Linked DNA regions of Mus musculus: region 2 is linked to region 1. Evidence: chromatin loops called from intact Hi-C (ENCODE). Cell type or tissue: left cerebral cortex. All regions are shown on one strand. Links, peaks and the distances in the headings refer to the core of each region. The heading gives the core; the rest is flanking DNA.

Region 1 (8,766 bases), core at 229-8,228:
CACAGGGTATATCCTCCTCACAGACTATGAATCTTTGCAAATACTTCCATTTGCTGCTGGAGGAAGCCTCTCTGATGATAACTAGAAAAAGCACTAATCTATGAGTTTCCCAAACTATTGTTAGGAATAGTTTCTCTCTTTCTCTCTCTCTCTCTCTCTCTCTCTCTCTCTCTCTCTCTCTCTCTCTCTCTGTGTGTGTGTGTGTGATGTTCGATTCTACCCTAGGTCTTTAGGCTGTCCAGTCTCCCATTCCTGGCCATTCAAGTAGTGTAGGGCAGTTTACCTCTCGTGACATAGCCCTCAAGTTTAAACCAGACAATGATTGGCTGGTTTCCCACAAGTTTTGTTGCCATTGCCCCAGCATATCTTGCAGGCAGGGCAGATTGTAGATAGAAAGTTTTTTGACAGGGTTGGTGTTTCTTTTCTTTCTGCATTCTTCAGAGAACCTTCCTGTGCTAAAGAGATTAGACCATAGAGATGAAGGTCCCATGCAGGGTTCAGCTGAATTACTCTATGATCAATGAGCTTTGTGGATGTTGTCCTTTACAATGGGCCTGTCAATTTTTGGAGAGTGACCTTCTGTCCTACCAGTGGCCTGGGTTGTACAGATATATTCATAGGATGTCCTTGGCCAACAACTAAACTGAATGCAGCCATATTCTATCACTGGGAGCCTTGCCTTGCCCACAAACGATGACAAGTTTAGACTCCATATTGGTCAATACTAATAGTCCTCACTAAAGTCACTGACTACAGGAAGCATCTGCTGCACAAGGTTTCCAGACAGATCCCAAATGCCCTTACACTTCAACTATCTTTCCCTCTATCCTCCCTGCCTGATACCTCTCACTCCCATCCACATTTGCCCAAGTTCACCCACAAAAACTATTCAATTTCTATTTTCCAGGGAAATCCATGTATTCCACTCTAGAAACCTCTTTTTTTTCTTCTTTTGTTTTATTGGGTATTTATTTCATTTACATTTCCAATGCTATCCCAAAAGTCTCCCCCATGCTCCCCCACCCACTCCCCCACCCACCCACTACCACTTCTTGGCCCTGTCTTTCCCCTGTACTGACACATATAAATTTTGCACGACTAATGGGCCTCTCTTTCCACTGATGGCCGACTAGGCCATTTTCTGATTCATATGCAGCTAGAGACACAATCTCCTGGGGGGTACTGGTTAGTTCATAATGTTGTTCCACCTATAGGATTGCAGATCCCATTAGCTCCTTGGGTACTTTCTCTAGCTCCTCCATTGGGGGCCCTGTGGTCCATTCAATAGCTGACTGTGAGCATCCACTTCTGTGTTTGCTAGGCCCCGGCATAGTCTCACAAGGGACAGCTACATCTGGGTCCTTTCAGCAAAATCTTGCTGGTGTATGCAAAGGAGTCAGCGTTTTGGAAGCTGATTATGGGGTGGATCCCTGGATATGGCAGTCTCTAGATGGTCCATCCTTTCATCTCAGCTCCAAACTTTGTCTTTGTAACTCCTTCCATGGGTGTTTTGTTCCCAATTCTAAGAAGGAGCAAAGTGTCCACACTTTGGTCTTCGTTCTTCTTGAGTTTCATGCGTTTAGCAAATTGTATCTTATATCTTGGGTATCCTAAGTTTCTGGGCTAATATCCACTTATCAGTGAGTACATATTGTGTGAGTTCCTTTGTGATTGGGTTACCTCACTCAGGATGATGCCCTCCAGGTCCATCCATTTGCCTAGGAATTTCATAAATTCATTCTTTTTAATAGCTGAGTAGTACTCCATTGTGTAAATGTAGTACATTTTCTGTATCCATTCCTCTGTTGAGGGGCATCTGGGTTCTTTCAAGCTTCTGGCTATTATAAATAAGGCTGCTATGAACATAGTGGAGCACATGTCTTTCTTACCGGTTGGAACATCTTCTGGATATATGCCCAGGAGAGGTATTGCGGGATTCTCCAGTAGTACTATGTTCAATTTTCTGAGGAACCGCCAGACTGATTTCCAGAGTTAGAAACCTCCTTTTTTCTCTAATCTCTCTATGGATTGTAGCTTGAAAATCATTGACTTACCAGCTAATATTCACTTATAAGTGAATGCATCCCATATTTTTCTTTTGGGTATAGATTATATCACTCAGAATGTTTTTTTCTAGTTATATCTGTTTGCCTACAAATTTCAAAATGTCATATTTTAACAGTTGAGTAATACTTCACTGTGTAAATGTGATGTATCAGAATAGCTAAGATCAGTAATGGGAGTAACAGTTTTGTTACCAAGTATGTGGAGAAAGAGGAACACTACTCCAATCTTGGTTAGAGTAAAAAATTGTACACCCATGAGAGAAATCAATATGGAAGTTCCTCAGAAAATTTGGGCTTGATCTACCCCATTATGCCACTCCTTGACATATATAACCAAAGGACGTTCCATTCTACCAAAAGGGCACTTCTTTAACTATGTGTATTTCAGCTTAATTACTAGTAGGAAGAGACTGGCAACAACCTAGATGTTCATCATCTGAAGAATGAACAAAGAAAATATGGTTTGTTTACACAATGGAGTACTTAAAATTTCTTAAAAGACCTATTAAGTGACAACTAGAAAGACTGTAGTCAACATGTGACATTTTTCTGTAGTCACATTTATCAGAGAAAGACTGATCGACTCTGTAGAAGGTGACATTCAAGACTAGAAATACAATAAAGCAAAAAATTGTATATCTAGAAATGAAAAGTAGGCTTCAGTAGATGAAAATCCTGGTCTCAGAGTAACAAGTAAATGTAGATCAGAGAAGTCAATAATAGGATATATTATTAATGGTTCAAAATATAAAAGGCAGCTGACCAAACCACAAACTGTTATATCCTGGTTCAAGTAAAGCAGAATGCATATTGTCTCAAAAATGTGGGAGAAAGCACACCTTGACAATGAAAAGCACAGATCAAGAGAAAAAAGGTTATCAATGTTGCAGTGGAAAGGTATTGAAGGTCTTCTGTTAAAAATATAAATAGAGAGACTTAAGGGAAAGATATCAGGTAACTCTATATGTCTTTTAAACAATTCCCTTAGCACACATTACAACCAACCAGACAGACACATATCTATCAGTAGACAGTGGTCAACATTAAAAATAAAAACAGATAAAAATGCATGTGGTTAAAAACAGAAAAATTTCCTTCATAAGGATCTGTATGACAAATAGTTAATCAGTTGACCATGCAAAGATGAATAAATAAGGAGTCAAATCAGGCTCAATTGTTTCTGTATAATCTTCTTGCAAACATATTGCTTAACAAATTGACTTATAGAATATTCTTCTTATTATATCTATTGACCAGTAACATGTAATTTTGCTATAATTCTTATTTAGGGTGAAATTCAAATGGATATATTTGAAAATTGGTTAAAATTAATGTCATGATCCTACTGCTTGATTATAAACTTTGTGTTTAAATAATAATTTACCAAGAAGCCACTCTATAAATGGTTCCTAACATCCCAAGAATTTATGTTTCATGCTATGCTTTCAGTTGAAGCTGCCGATCCCCTTCCAATAACATTAGCTTTTGAATTATTTTCTAGCTGGCATGCTTATGCTGAGTTTTGCATTCGTGGGTAAAACGCAGACGGTATAATCTGCCTACTACATTCAAAAGCTAGACCCACATTCCAATTATTATTATGAAAAGTCAAATAAACATAAACCAATATAACAGTTATCTTCCCAAAGGGAAAGCTCTACTTTCCAGGAAATATGTGTTCGACTTACATTTTTTTCTTTGATATTTTTCTAGTTACACCTGTTACATAATATAGAAGGAAGTGCTATGTTTGCAGTTTTAAAAATTTCATTCGGGCTCCGTGTATCTAGAATATTCATAAAATTAAGCTTTTTCAGGCTAAAAAGCTTGGTTTCCTAAATTGTTTCTAAGAGTGACTCTAAGATGCTAGAGATATTTTGAGCACAAGGTGCAGCAGAATTTTAAGTACCCCTCCTTTCACTCCTCATCAGTATCTATATGATTTCTAATTATTCCTGTACACATCAGCTGTGACGAGAATTGAAGCCAGGTGTGATGAACACGAGGCCCTTGTTTTCCTGAAGGGCATTTCTTTTTATTCATGGCACTGGGCTTGGGTCCTTCAAGTGTGATTTAGAACAAATAGACATATAGCACTTCCCACTTAAACCTTCTGCTCTCTGCATATTGGGAGAGAGGAAGGATTTCTCCCTGCTTGAATAAAGATCTCCATTTGGAATAGTGCACGAAGCCGGAATGCTAATTCTGACACTGCTCTCGGTCTGCTCTGGTGGAGGGGAAGATTTTTGTGAGTGGTAGCTCCGTCTGAAATTCAAAACCCAAAAGCCTGTATTCCCCAATGTCAAGGTCTATGAAAAGGAAAACTTGTTAAGCCAGATATCTGTCCAGAGGTGGAGTTGTCATGGTAGAGGGAATGTTCTGTAATTATAGGTAAACATGTAAATCCACCTGTAGAACAGATTCTCCTCCTCGCTTTCCTCTTGAAAGTGTAGAAAAGGAATTTTCACATGAGAAAAGGTTTTATTTTCTTTTGTCTTTGATGAAGCTAAAAGTAGATGTGAAATTCTTAGCACTGTATAAGACTTTTCATTAAGTGTTTGTTTGCTGAAAATGAAGTAATTCCTCTCTATTTCCACAATAATAATTTCGAAGCTCAACTCACTCTCAAGTCTGCTAATGGTTCATATTTGCTAATCTGCAGATGGGAAAAATACCAGAGCTAACTAGAGAAGCATATCTTAATGTGAGGAGCTCACCTGATCACACCAAGGAAATAGCTATATTTGGCCGATATTTATGAATGCTGCATATTTAAACCTATTAAGATGCATTTCATTACTTCTGGCAAATGCAAATAGGCTTTCAAGCTTTTCAGAACAGCAGGATTTATTGTACAGTTCAAAGAATGATTGCATCTGCCTTCTGGGCTTGGCGTGGTCTAATTCTATAATATATACACAAATAGGATTTGTTCTCCGAGTCACATTGCACAGTTTCAGAGCTGCAAGTCAAGGGCTTGATGAGCTCCTGAAAATATTTGCTTAGTATTCTAAATAATACATATAATTTGCAGTGTTATCCTGAGATAACCAGGAAATGTTGTTTCAAATAACAGCTTTCTTAGTAAACACAGTTTCTATTGTAAATACTGCCCAGCTATCATGAAACACCATACATTCATTTTAGGTAAGCTCATATCTACAACTCATGTTTCAAGAAAATATGAATACTACAGTAAATTGGATGACATTCTGCCAAATAATATTCCTCTAGCAACAACAAAACCACAAATGGACTAATGCAAGTTAATTGCTTTGAAAATAAATTACTGCATATTACTGCATATATAAAAATTACTTTTTACTTGAACTAACAAGTTGTAACTCTAAAAGCCACTGGCAAAATCAAAATATATTGAAAACAATTATAATGAAAAAATGTAACAAAAATGTCCACAATCATCAAAGTTAAGATTGTACGCACTCTTTACTTGAACATGTCAATCAAAATTTAAATAATTTTTTCTTTTTACATTTAACTTATTCTCTCCTACAAAATAATGATATATATATATATATATATTATATATTATATATATATATAATCCTGGTACACTTGATTTCAACAGTTATGGAAATGTAAGTATCTGAGTGACTTCTGCAATTAAAATGTGCATTAATTATCACTCTGCATTCATGACTTTTTTTCTGTTCCTCTTAGGTTTTTATGAAGCTATAAGTGTTCCAAATCTAATTACAATTATTTATTGATTGACTTGCTTTAGGGTTATCTGTTTAGAATGATTAAGCATGCAAATGTGTTAGTCCGAAAGCTATGCATATGCTTATTTATACATCTAATATTCTTGCATAAATGCTGATAGTGCGTGTGAGTCATAAGAACAGCCATGATAGTTGGAGAATTGCTTCCACACACAGATCCCTGCATGCAAGGTTTGTGGTATCTCACAAATACAGAAAATGAAGCAATATTCCTTCCATTTTTAGGTTCTTAGTTGCTCATCATTATTTTAAGAAATTGCTTTTTCTTGTCAAGTATTGTGATGTAAAAGCATAGAGAGGTTTTTATAAAATAAAATCAATCTAGATAGTTATAAGGAAAACTTTTTTTTTAAGAAAATGAGTTTTAATTAAAGGGCACAACCTTAAATTAAAGCCAACTTGTTGTCCCTGTTTGTACTGTTAAATGTACTGAAAATATATTACCTTAAAGGTTCATAATAACTAAAGATTGAGTTCTCTATTCTAAACATTGGTGTTGAAGCAGCTTAATTTAGTTTGAATAAAAGTAAGGTGAGATCAGTATTTCCTTTTTCACTTATACATGGATAGGTACCATCAATATATGTGTGTGTGTGTGTGTGTGTGTGTGTGTGTGTGTGTTTATGTGTATGTGTGTGTACATGAGAGAGTGCATGTGTGTGTGTATATGTGTGTATGTGTGTATGTGAATGTATATGTGTATATGTATGTATACATACACACACACACACACACACATATATATATGTATATATATATATGAAAATATAAAATATAATCATAATGAATTAAGATTGTGGAAAATTTTAACATACCAATAAGGAATATTTGCACAGTTCTTAGGTTGTACACACAACACACACACACAAATACTAACATACACATACACACACACTACAAAGTAGTGTTAATGTCCATTATTTCACTTTCCTTCATATGAAACACGTCCTCATTACTGAAAAATAAAATCTAATTCATTTCACAAATTTTACTAATGAGCAAACCATTGAATTGAATGACCTATATCCACTTCCCAGTGGATAAATCTTAGGTCTTTAAATCACTGCCTTCCCACCCTTCCAATAGCCTGAACCTCATCTACTTGCCAATCCTTTTATTGGCCATGTACAAAAATCTGTAATCATCATCACTGGGGATATTGAATATAAATATTTAAGATATTTCATATAAAGGAATGGCCCTTAGATATTGCTACTCAACTACTATTTATGTGTCATTACTTTCTGAGAAATTAATCAGGAATAATTTAGAAAATTCAAGAATTTTTAGTTCAAGTTCTAACATTTAATCACAGCTACCAAGTTTAACATATCACATCCCCTTAGATACTCAATGACTAAGAAAAATCAAATATTTTTTCACTAGAAATCTAGGATAATGTGGTAAAAATTATCTTTTTTGTTTTGTTTTGTTTTCTTGTAAATTGTTAAGTCCTCTACTTCCACATGGCTACATTAACTATGTAATTAGTTAATTCCTCTCATGTGTGTCATCTGCTATATATTAAGTACATAAAAAAATGGGGGATGTCTATTCACAGTAATGGCTACTCAAAGGTTGCCTTTCACAGTGTCATGGATGAGACTCAAATATTATCACATCATTTTCAAATGTTTGGTGTGAATTCAATGTGATTAATTCAAATTTACTAGAAAGTATGTTTATGACTTATATCTAGGAAGAAATTAGAGCACAGTGATAGACTACGCTGTCCCAATCCTTCTAGACTATCTTAAGCCCTAGGAACCCATTAGGCAGATTTGAGCCAAAGTGATAGGGTATGATAGAGTGGAAACTGTATGAGGTCCAGTTAGAATGCTTTGATATCTGGGACTGGGGGATACCAGTGAGTCCTTTAGTGTTATTATAGAAGGACCATTAACAACACAGGTGAAGGATACTTATAGTTTTCAGGTACAATCTACAAGATTTGTTATTTATTAAATCTGACATACTAGAAACAGAAAAACCAAGGTTGCCTTAAAAGGAAATTACCTGAGCAAATCACCACCACCACCACCACCACCAGCATCATCATCATCATCACATCTTGGGATGAAGAAAATTCAAATATTAAGAATCAAGGCTATTTCAGGGTAAAGATAAATGTAAGACTCTGGGACCTAGAAAATAATAAGTTTAGAAACTTACATTTGGAAATCATCATATTTAAAATCAAGAGAATAGATGAGAGTGGGAAAGTAACCATACTATACCCAAGTGGATTGCTAATGAGAACAGTCTGAGACATTTACACTGGACATAACACAGTTACACCTCTCAGAAGTATTAGCGGCTACCATTATTTTGCATCTTGCTCTATGTGTAACTGTCTTTTTACTCACAATTACCATATAGTCCCTGATTACCAGAAACGGTGGTGTCAGTTCTCATCAAACTGTGTCAATATACTTGTGTTCAAGGAGTTCTGTTACAGATTACGAGGGATACAGAAAACAAGTGGAAATAAAAACCATCATGTGCAGGATAGGATGCAAGGCAAACACTACCAAGACAGTGATTAAAAAATGATTCTATTCATGGTCAAGTTAAGAAGAAATGTGGTATGCTAGATGGGATATAAGTTTTCAAGGACTTAGAAAATACAGAAAGTGTATTAGGAGTAATTTCCATTCCTCTCTGTATATGGTCCTTTCTTTTTAGTGTATGTGCTTGCCTAACTGTGCACAAACTGTACGCCTGGTACCCACAAAGGCCAAAATAGAGCATCTGATCCCCTGGAACTGAACTTACAGGTGGTTGTGAGCTACTGTATAGATACTGAAAATCAACCCCAGGACCTCTGCAAAAGCAACAACTGCTCTAAACCACTGAGCTTTCTCTCCAGCCTTGTCCATGTTTCTTATTTAAGCAGCATTCTTAATTAGAAAGGACAAGAGCATTTAAGCATTTTCCAGTGATTCAAAAATTCAGCG
Region 2 (8,766 bases), core at 509-8,508, 93 kb before region 1:
TATTATAAATACTTTACCTGCTAACTTACAAATTCTCTTCATGAAAGAGAATTCCATGACTGATTAGTGAACACCAGCTAACACACTGCTAGGAAAACAACTACTTATTTTTTCCCTACACAGTCACTTAGGTGGGATGTAAAAGTTGCAAAAATTCATCAAATTTGAACATTCTACTTGAGTTCAATTTCTCTGGTGGCCCACAAGTCCCATCTTGAAGTCTGATAGTATTTCTACTCCACAATTTAACTTCCAATTACCACACTGTGATGTCAAGTGAAATACTTTATAAAACCAATTTCAAATCAGGCTTACCTTTTTTTTTATACTTATCTTTCAAAAAAAAAAAAAAAACCTAATATATGTTCCCTTTCAAAACATTTTCTTCCAGAATTTTTAAGTGCTACTGAAAGAGTCAATCAGCCACACTATGGTGGGCAACCATGTTTCAGGTCAAAAGTGTAATTGTTAAAATGGATTTTCCTAACCTAGACTTGTTAAAGGATTAATCATTTTCAAAAAGCATATATGCTTTAAAACTTTGCCCAACTAAATAACGCATTAATCTTTCTCACCTGTGTGGGGAAAGCGTTGTAAACCAACTTTTCTCAAGTTAGAATTTGTCAAATTTCCAGAAGTAAGCCCATATTACAGAAAGAACATCTATAGCCCTGTTTCCCAGCTCTGTTTCTGCTTACTATTTTTCCTGCATAAACTGAAGGCAACTTTAAGCTGGCTCCTTCAGAATTGGAAACTTCACCCACTCTTCAGTGTGTTCCGTGCACAGGGCTTTCTGGCATTTTCTGATAATATTGTGATTCATTTCCTCAGCTCACAGAACAGATATCGAGACATGATCGTCAAGACTTTGAACTGTGATTTAAGGAGAGCACACATTATTAGACAAGCACAGGCACTGAGAGAGGCAGTTCACACTGCATTTCTCCCCCTTTTTTATCCCGGACAGCAGTGAAGTGCAGGCACCTAATCTACTACTATCCTGTCACAGAACATGACATTCTAATTCAGTCAGGAGGGACTCACAATAAACTCGAAATCACACTGAATGCCTCTCTGGTATGACAATTGATTACATCTCCTAACCTTTCTGCATCTGTGGTACCATCTGGAGCATTTAGTACTTACATTATTGTACACAAAGAACAGGTAACAGCCTATAGACCCAAAGCAGGCGCACCCTTTCTATTGTAAGACTGAACCAACAATATCAAGAATGAAGAAAATGGTAGCCCATGTCATCTAGACTTCATAAAAGATTACATTACGATGGAAACTGAACATATGCCCAATAAAAAGTATTTTTGTAGACTATACAATGCAGGACTCAAATATTTAAAGTTATCTTTTCACTCTTTGGAAATTAGATGAAGCATAGAAGACACAGAGAATAATTCTTAAAAGGATCTATTATACTAAAATCTCAATGTAATTGACTCATCATTGAAGTTTAAAAGTTGAGAATGATTGTATTGTGTTGCCGTAAAACTGTTTTAACTTAATTTGAGATGTTAAGTAACTTGATCAGGGCAACACAATCAATTACAGATCTAAGATACAAATCCAGTTTACTCCTAAACCGATTATTCTCCCCACTGCATTATAAAATTTAATTGAGTTGATTATTAATTAATCATCTTGGCCACACTTATTAAATATTATACAATGTGTTGTTTGGAAATTCATAGCAGACACCTTTATCTTCTTTAAAGAAGAATAATTACATTAATTGCAATCGTTTAGGACAATAGTTCTCATGTGAGGCCAGACAATTCTTTCATATACTGTAATTCTCTCCTGCTCACTGTGGGGCACTGAGCAGTAACCGTGCCCTTTATCCAGTCAATGTCAGAAACTATATTTCTCCCAGTGATGACAAATCACTGCAAAGTGTTTTAGAAATCAACAAATAGTCAGATTTGTGGCAACGTAGGGAATCACAAAACCTGCAGCCTCCATGACCTGTTCAAATACTTAGCAAACCAGTTGGGCACTCTACTGTCACTCATGGAAAAGTTGTGGCAACTGCAAATTGTTCAAGTGTTTATTCAACGTGCAGTTTCAAAGACTCTTCTGTCCTCCCTAAATACACTCAGAAAATTTCAATAAGAGGCAATGACAGAAAGATAAAATGAACAAATTCAGAAGTACATCAGTTAGAAATTAACAAAGATGCCCAGTACAGAAAACCAGTAGTTTGTATATCTTCTCAATATTAATACTGTATATGATCTATGATTGTGATTGTAACAGTGTATAAATAAAAAGTTATTTATATTAACAACAGGTGGCACTAGTTCTTTCTGTGCCTCAGACATTCTATACAATATTATCTAATACAATACTAAGCTTTGATGATCAATGAAACTGGGAACATGTTCATTTTATCTAGTGTTTGTCTCCATGAAAACACAGGGTATTTTGAGCAATAGGGACCCTCTCAGTCTTCCTCCCTGAACATCTGTTCCATTACCGGATGCTAGTATTCTTTATCTGTTGGCAGAAATCTATCTTTGGAGTAGCTAATCAATGAGACCCAACACCATACTTAACCCTAGTAGTAATAAAGACATAACTTCTTCAGGTGCGATCTCCAACTCTCATCGGAGCAGGTGTCTGAAGTTATAACGGTAAAATTGGATCTTACCACACCCAAACTCGCAGGGATCTGACTCACAGACGCCAAAGCAAGAACAATTGTGAAAAGGTATCTTGGCAATGCGGGGATCATGAGAGCTACTGCCCACATGCCTGTTGCTTAACCATTGCCACCTGACTTGTTCGGTGTCCCCAAATGACAGAAGAAGTGTATTTAAATTCCACATTCAAGCTTCTTTGCTTCTCTCTTGTCGGGCTTATTTCTGAGTCACTTATTCAGTTGTCATCTTTATTCATGGCAAGATGTCCAATTTTGACAATCCGTGGCTTGTCAGCACCAAACGAGAACACCACTGCTTAAATGAGGAGAAAGTTCCATTTTCAGCAGCGAAGTAAACAGCAGCATTTTAAACTCATCAGTGAACAGAGGAGGTTAACCTGCTGCTCCTCCAAGTGCATTCACGGAGGGGGCATGAAGTCAGAATATTGTGAAATTCCTGAGACCTTATTGGGGGCAGGGGAAGATTAAGGAACGACCTCTTTCAAAATGTGTGCTTAGCAGCCTCCACATGGACCAGTTATGAAATCCCATGCTACCATCTCTGGCTGACAGGCCGAAGCAGGTTCCTAAGCACAACCGTTAATTTCAAGGACATAGCACCTTGTATGCTTGAGTGAGTGACCGCCTTGCCCTTCCCTACACTCATCCCAGTAATTGCTTTACTGTGTGTATAAGGAAGAATCTGGCTTATTTGTCCCCTGTCTCTTCTAGTCAAATCGAGGGCTTCTTTTCAAACAAGTGACATGTTCATTGGGTCTTTAATATAAACTGCACGTTTATATTACCATTCCAAGAAGACAACACCTGCAAAGGAAATAGGATATTATTTCCTAGGCAAAATGCTGAGATGTGTGTCTCCATGTAGGGGGAAAGCCCACATAAATGAAATAAAAAGGGACTAGCAGAGAATAAAGGACCATGGGAGTAAAACATGCTGGGTGATGCCTGGCTGCAGGAAATACAGTCTGAGGAACAACAGACAGGGTTCCCCATCTCAGGGTGTCATTCAGTTCCTGCTGCTTTTCTCGCATATGGGTTAGAACTATTCCACAATGATCTCTGCCATTTTATCTACTGACTATTTTCTTTCTTAGAACTCTGATGAGAGGCAGAGGGAGTATAGGGTGTAGGATGACAGGGAGAAGAAGGTAGGGGAAGAAAAGGCAGAGAGGAAACAGGAACAGTTTTCTTCCATTTTCCTCTTTTCCTGCTAAACTTAACGGGTAACTAGAAAAGATAGAGACCATGGATGAACATAAACTTAGAGATAAGCACTCCCATTCTTGCAAGCGCTGACTTTAATCTAACACACTTGTCCTTTCTGTTTCACTCACTTTAAGTGTTTGGACTCAGTCTTTTCTCTCTCTATTCTATACACTATCTACTTTAGACACTGGACACTTTTTCTGGAACCAAAATGTAAATACTATTCATCTACATCAGTGTTCCTTTAAAAAGCTGGGATTTGCAGAAGTTTCTCTGTGTTGCCCCCATTTTTTTTCTTTCCTTTTCTTTTCTTTCTTTCCTTCTTTGGATTTAGTGGGAAAGGCTAAATAACTTTGGTTCTGTGGCAATAAGAGTTCTGTCACATCAGAAATATATAGTCAATTCTTATTTTTTTCATTATGAGGCTGATAATTAATGATATGTAAGCAGAAGACTGTCATTAATGATATGCAAGCAAGCAAGGACAATTATGTTCCAACAATTTGCAAAACACGAAACTCAAGAAGAACAAAGACTAAAGTGTGGACACTTTGCCCCTTCTTAGAATTGGGAACAAAACACCCATGGAAGGAGTTACAAAGATAAAGTTTGGAGCTGAGACCAAAGGATGGACCATCTAGAGACTGGCATACCCGGGGATCCATCCCATAATCAGCCTCCAAACGCTGACACCATTGCATACACTTGCAAAATTTTGTTTAAAGGACCCTGATATAGCTGTCTCTTGTGAGGCTATGCCAGGGCCTAGCAAACACAGAAGTGGATGCTCACAGTCAGCTATTGGATGGATCACAGGGCTCCCAATGGAAGAGCTAGAGAAAGTACCCAAGGAGCTAAAGGGGTCTGCAACCCTATAGGTGGAACAACAATATGAACTAACCAGTACCCCCTGGAGCTCGTGTCTCTAGCTGCATATTTATCAGAAGATGGCCTAGTCGGCCATCATTGGAAAGAGAGACCCCTTGGTCTTGCAAACTTTATATGCCTCAGTACAGGGGAACGCCAGGGCCAAGAAGTGGGAGTGGGTGGGTAGGGGCGTGGGAGAGGGAGGGTATGGGGGACTTTTGGGATAGCATTGGAAATGTAAATGAAGAAAATACCTAATGAATAAAAAAAAAAGAATGAATAGTTAGTGTACCCTGATTTGTGCCATGCATGCAAAAACCTCTGTGTTTAGTTTAGAAACTTCTATTACAATGCTTTTTTTCAACTGTCATCTTTCTCTACTGTCACAGTAACCATAAAACTGTGTTTACTAGTTAGCCCACCATTCCCTACTGCTTTCTGAGCTGTGTTCTAAGGCTTGGCATCACCACCTCTCTGTCTCCTAGGCCAGTGACTTGGAAATTATCACTAAGTAATACTTCTCTTCCTTACACTACTATAATGTGTGTCACAGCTACTGCTAAATATATCCTGAAACTTCCTCCCACATAATGAATTCACACCTGCTACTTAAATTCGGATCACCTACTTTAACCTTCTTTCTTTCATGCTGTATTACAAGTGTTCTTCCATAACACATAAATACGATCGTGTACAAAACCTGTGGGAAATGTAGGGCCTCCCCTGGTTTGAAACATTCACTCAATCCAGGTACAGAGCAAGCTTTCATGGATTTCCCCAGGTATAGGTTTCAGGACACAGTATACCATACCATGTTTCCCCCAGCATCATTGACAATTGGCAATCACTTTCCTTTACATGAAATATGCAGTCTTTGATGCATCATCAGCACCTTCATGATAGAACAACAGACTACTCTCTGTTTACCTTAACCCGTTTGAAGATGTTTGAGACCCACACAGATCACACAACACATCCACCCACTTGTCTCTTTACCCTGAGAACAGGCTGGCTGCACATTTGCTACCGCTTTCACTGAGAACACATGCTCTTTGTTTGAAGAATATGCCAAGGCTACTGAGTATGCTTTACTTGCTCATGTTAAAGTATCTGAGGATTGTAGTCTTTCAAGCGCTTCCTTAATAATTTCAGGAGAGTGGATAGGTTTATCTATCAGCTTCTTTGATTAAAAGTCATCTCAGTTACCTTTAAAATGTGACCTACTCTGCGCGCAGAAATATCTAGCAGGATAAACTCAGCAGCTCACAAAAACAGCTTACTTAACTGATCGCTTTTACTGACTCTGTGAGGATGACTTATTTTTATATGGCACCTTGGTTGGGTCATGGCTCCCAAATATATGAAGAAACACTAGTCTGGCTGCTGCTTTGAAAGTATTATTCTTTTTTTTTTTCGGGTGAAATTAACATTTGAACCAGTGACAGGGTAAAGTAGGCTAATCGGCAGCAAGTGGGTAGGTCTCATTCAAAAAGCCCTTATGAAAGAACTTGACCAGCAGCTCACCTTCAGGCTCAAGGTGCAGTGTTAACACTTTTCTAACCTTCCAAAATTACTGCCTAACCTATACCTTGTGAACAGGTAGCATCCCAAAGCCTTTGAGACAATTTCTTTAAACAAGTTTCCCCATAGAGATGTAAGTGGTAGATGTGAAGATAGGCATGATGGTGTTGCTCTAGAATGCTCACTAGTACAGCATCCTTCCACTCTCTGTCCGATGTCCCTCACCTTGTCAAGTAGTTTTGTGGAGATCAACTCAGAAAACTTTCCACTGAGAAGAATGAACACTACAGACAGAGTTTGGGGGTGAGGGGAAGCTTAACCATGTTCATGTTTAGCAAGGATTACTGTGCTATGAATACCACCACTTCAGGGTACGCAGAGGGCTTGAATTCATTTCTGATGGATCTGCACACAGACCCTGGGCACATATTCTCTCATACCTCCATGTATCTGAATGCCCCGTTCCCTGCTCACCTGCCCCCTATAGGCTTAGATTTTTCAAAACTGACTTTTAATAAGGGTTCTCAAGCTGGGCGTTTAATCCCAGCATTCGGGAGGCAGAGGCAGGCGGATTTCTGAGTTCGAGGCCAGTCTGGTCTACAAAGTGAGTTCCAGGACAGCCAGGGCTATACGAGAAACCCTGTCTCAAATAAATAAATAGATAGATAAATAAATAAATAAATAAATAAATAAATAAATAAGGGTTCTCAAATGCTTTGACCTGTCTCACCCCACCCCCCACAGCCCCTTATCTAGCCCACTGTTCAGAGGTAGGGAGGAAAAGACTGTAAATAAGACAAGAGGATGTGGACCTGTTTAGAAGTTGTATCTTCGGGGTAATTCCAAACTCCATTTGTCAGGATACCAGCAGTCCAGTTCAGTTGTGTCAGGATACCAGACACAAATCAGCAGTGGTAGCATGATACTGCAGAAACATCCAGGCCTCTGGAGTCAGCTGGAGGAGCCCGAATCAGCCGGGTTGGCAAAAGAAATTCCCAGACACGCCTCTCTCAATGAAGTGAAGATCAGTAAAGACTTGAAATCAACAAAGTAGTGTAAGGCTACCTACGGAAGCCCACAGTCACTCTCCGCAGACATAAAGTATCCTCCCACGGTTCTTGACTAAGAAACACCATGTGAGTCTCCTTTATCGTACACGACCAGAAACTTCCATTCAGCTTTCTTCTTCATTCCTTATGACCTAGGAAAGACTGTACATTTAGCACCTGTATGATATATCTCAACTTCCTTGAAATGTTTGCAGTATCCTTAAGTACATTTTGGTTTTGTTCTTTAAAAAAAAATGCAATTATTCCATTTATTTACCTAAGGAGCTCACGTGCGTTTCTCATGGTGTTTATACAGAGGCCAGGAGACAGCTCGAAGGGATCTGTTCTCTGACTAACACTCATCTCATTGGGCTTAGCACCAAGCACGCTTATTAGCTGAGTCATTCCACTGTTCCTTTCTTTCTTATTATTACTAACTTTTATTATTGTTTGAATATTGTTGTTGTAATGTTGACATAATGTCTCACATAGACCAGCCTGGCCTTTAACTGCCTGTAGAAGGTGGCCTTGATTTTCTGGTGTCTTTTGCTCCAGAGTAATGGATGGTATTACAGGCCCAGGGCCACCATTTCTGATTGTTATTCAACTTATGGATCTTTGAAGCAGAAATTTTTCTGAGTTCAATGTTCCAATACGTTCAGATAAACTAAACCTAAAGGTATTTTTATTATTTTGTGTGGGGCTTTTTTTTTGGACACATAATGGTGCTACACAGTCAAGGCTGGTTTTGAACTCACAATATACCCTCAAATTGCATGGATTTACCAATATTTTTAAAGGGAAATGTGTATAGACTTTGATTTCAGAAAAAATTGAGGTAATAGTGGAACCTACCTTACATAGTTATTAAGAATTAACCAAAACTTATTCCCAAAACTGTTGGTATATAAATTATTGGTCACTGTCTTATATTATTAACAAATATATATTTTTTACAAAGTAGCCTAAGTAGTTTTCAATTTCATCTGAACATTAATTAATAATCAGTAGTTATTTCAAAGATATTTTTTCTATAATTAGTAGTTACCAAAAGATTGTATATTTCTAATTTTAGTGTTATGACTGAGGTTCCTATTAAGTACACCAATATATTTTTAATAATTATATTATATAAATTACTTTATGAACCTCCAGAAAAAGTCGCTTATCTTTCCTTTTTTCTTTTTTCCTCTTTAACAAATTATTTTTATTTTTTTAAACCCCATTTAAACCTAGCCTTATACAACACATACTGAAGCTATGCTGGTAAACATATTAAAACAAACCCAAATCATTCCGCCCAATAAGAAAATTAAATTAAATTAAATCCATGAGTGTGCATTTTGTGGGAAAGTGTGCTCTCTTAAATAAGGTTACTCATCTTTAGCACTTTCAGAAAAATCACAGGGCACTTATTCTTAGCATAATCTATAGTCTTGTCTATTC

Evidence for each region. Peaks named below come from ENCODE experiments on the same cell type or tissue, not always from the same donor. Only the 100,000 strongest peaks of a DNase experiment are listed, where the experiment ranks them.
Region 2: it touches region 1 in a loop (9-fold over the local background); 2 of 42 quality-filtered maps call a loop at or near these places.

What each region holds. Positions count from the first base shown.
Region 1 is chr16:70,735,665-70,744,430 of GRCm38, reverse strand. No RefSeq gene overlaps it. Among named protein-coding and RNA genes, the nearest start is that of D16Ertd519e, 120 kb to the right of the region's middle. In left cerebral cortex, for the core only: no CTCF peak of the experiment used is centred there; a DNase peak (open chromatin) is centred at 4,163; H3K27ac peaks cover 800 bases.
Region 2 is chr16:70,829,288-70,838,053 of GRCm38, reverse strand. No RefSeq gene overlaps it. Among named protein-coding and RNA genes, the nearest start is that of Gm29823, 120 kb to the left of the region's middle. In left cerebral cortex, for the core only: no CTCF peak of the experiment used is centred there; DNase peaks (open chromatin) are centred at 3,623, 3,730, 5,413, 5,667 and 2 more places; H3K27ac peaks cover 2,043 bases.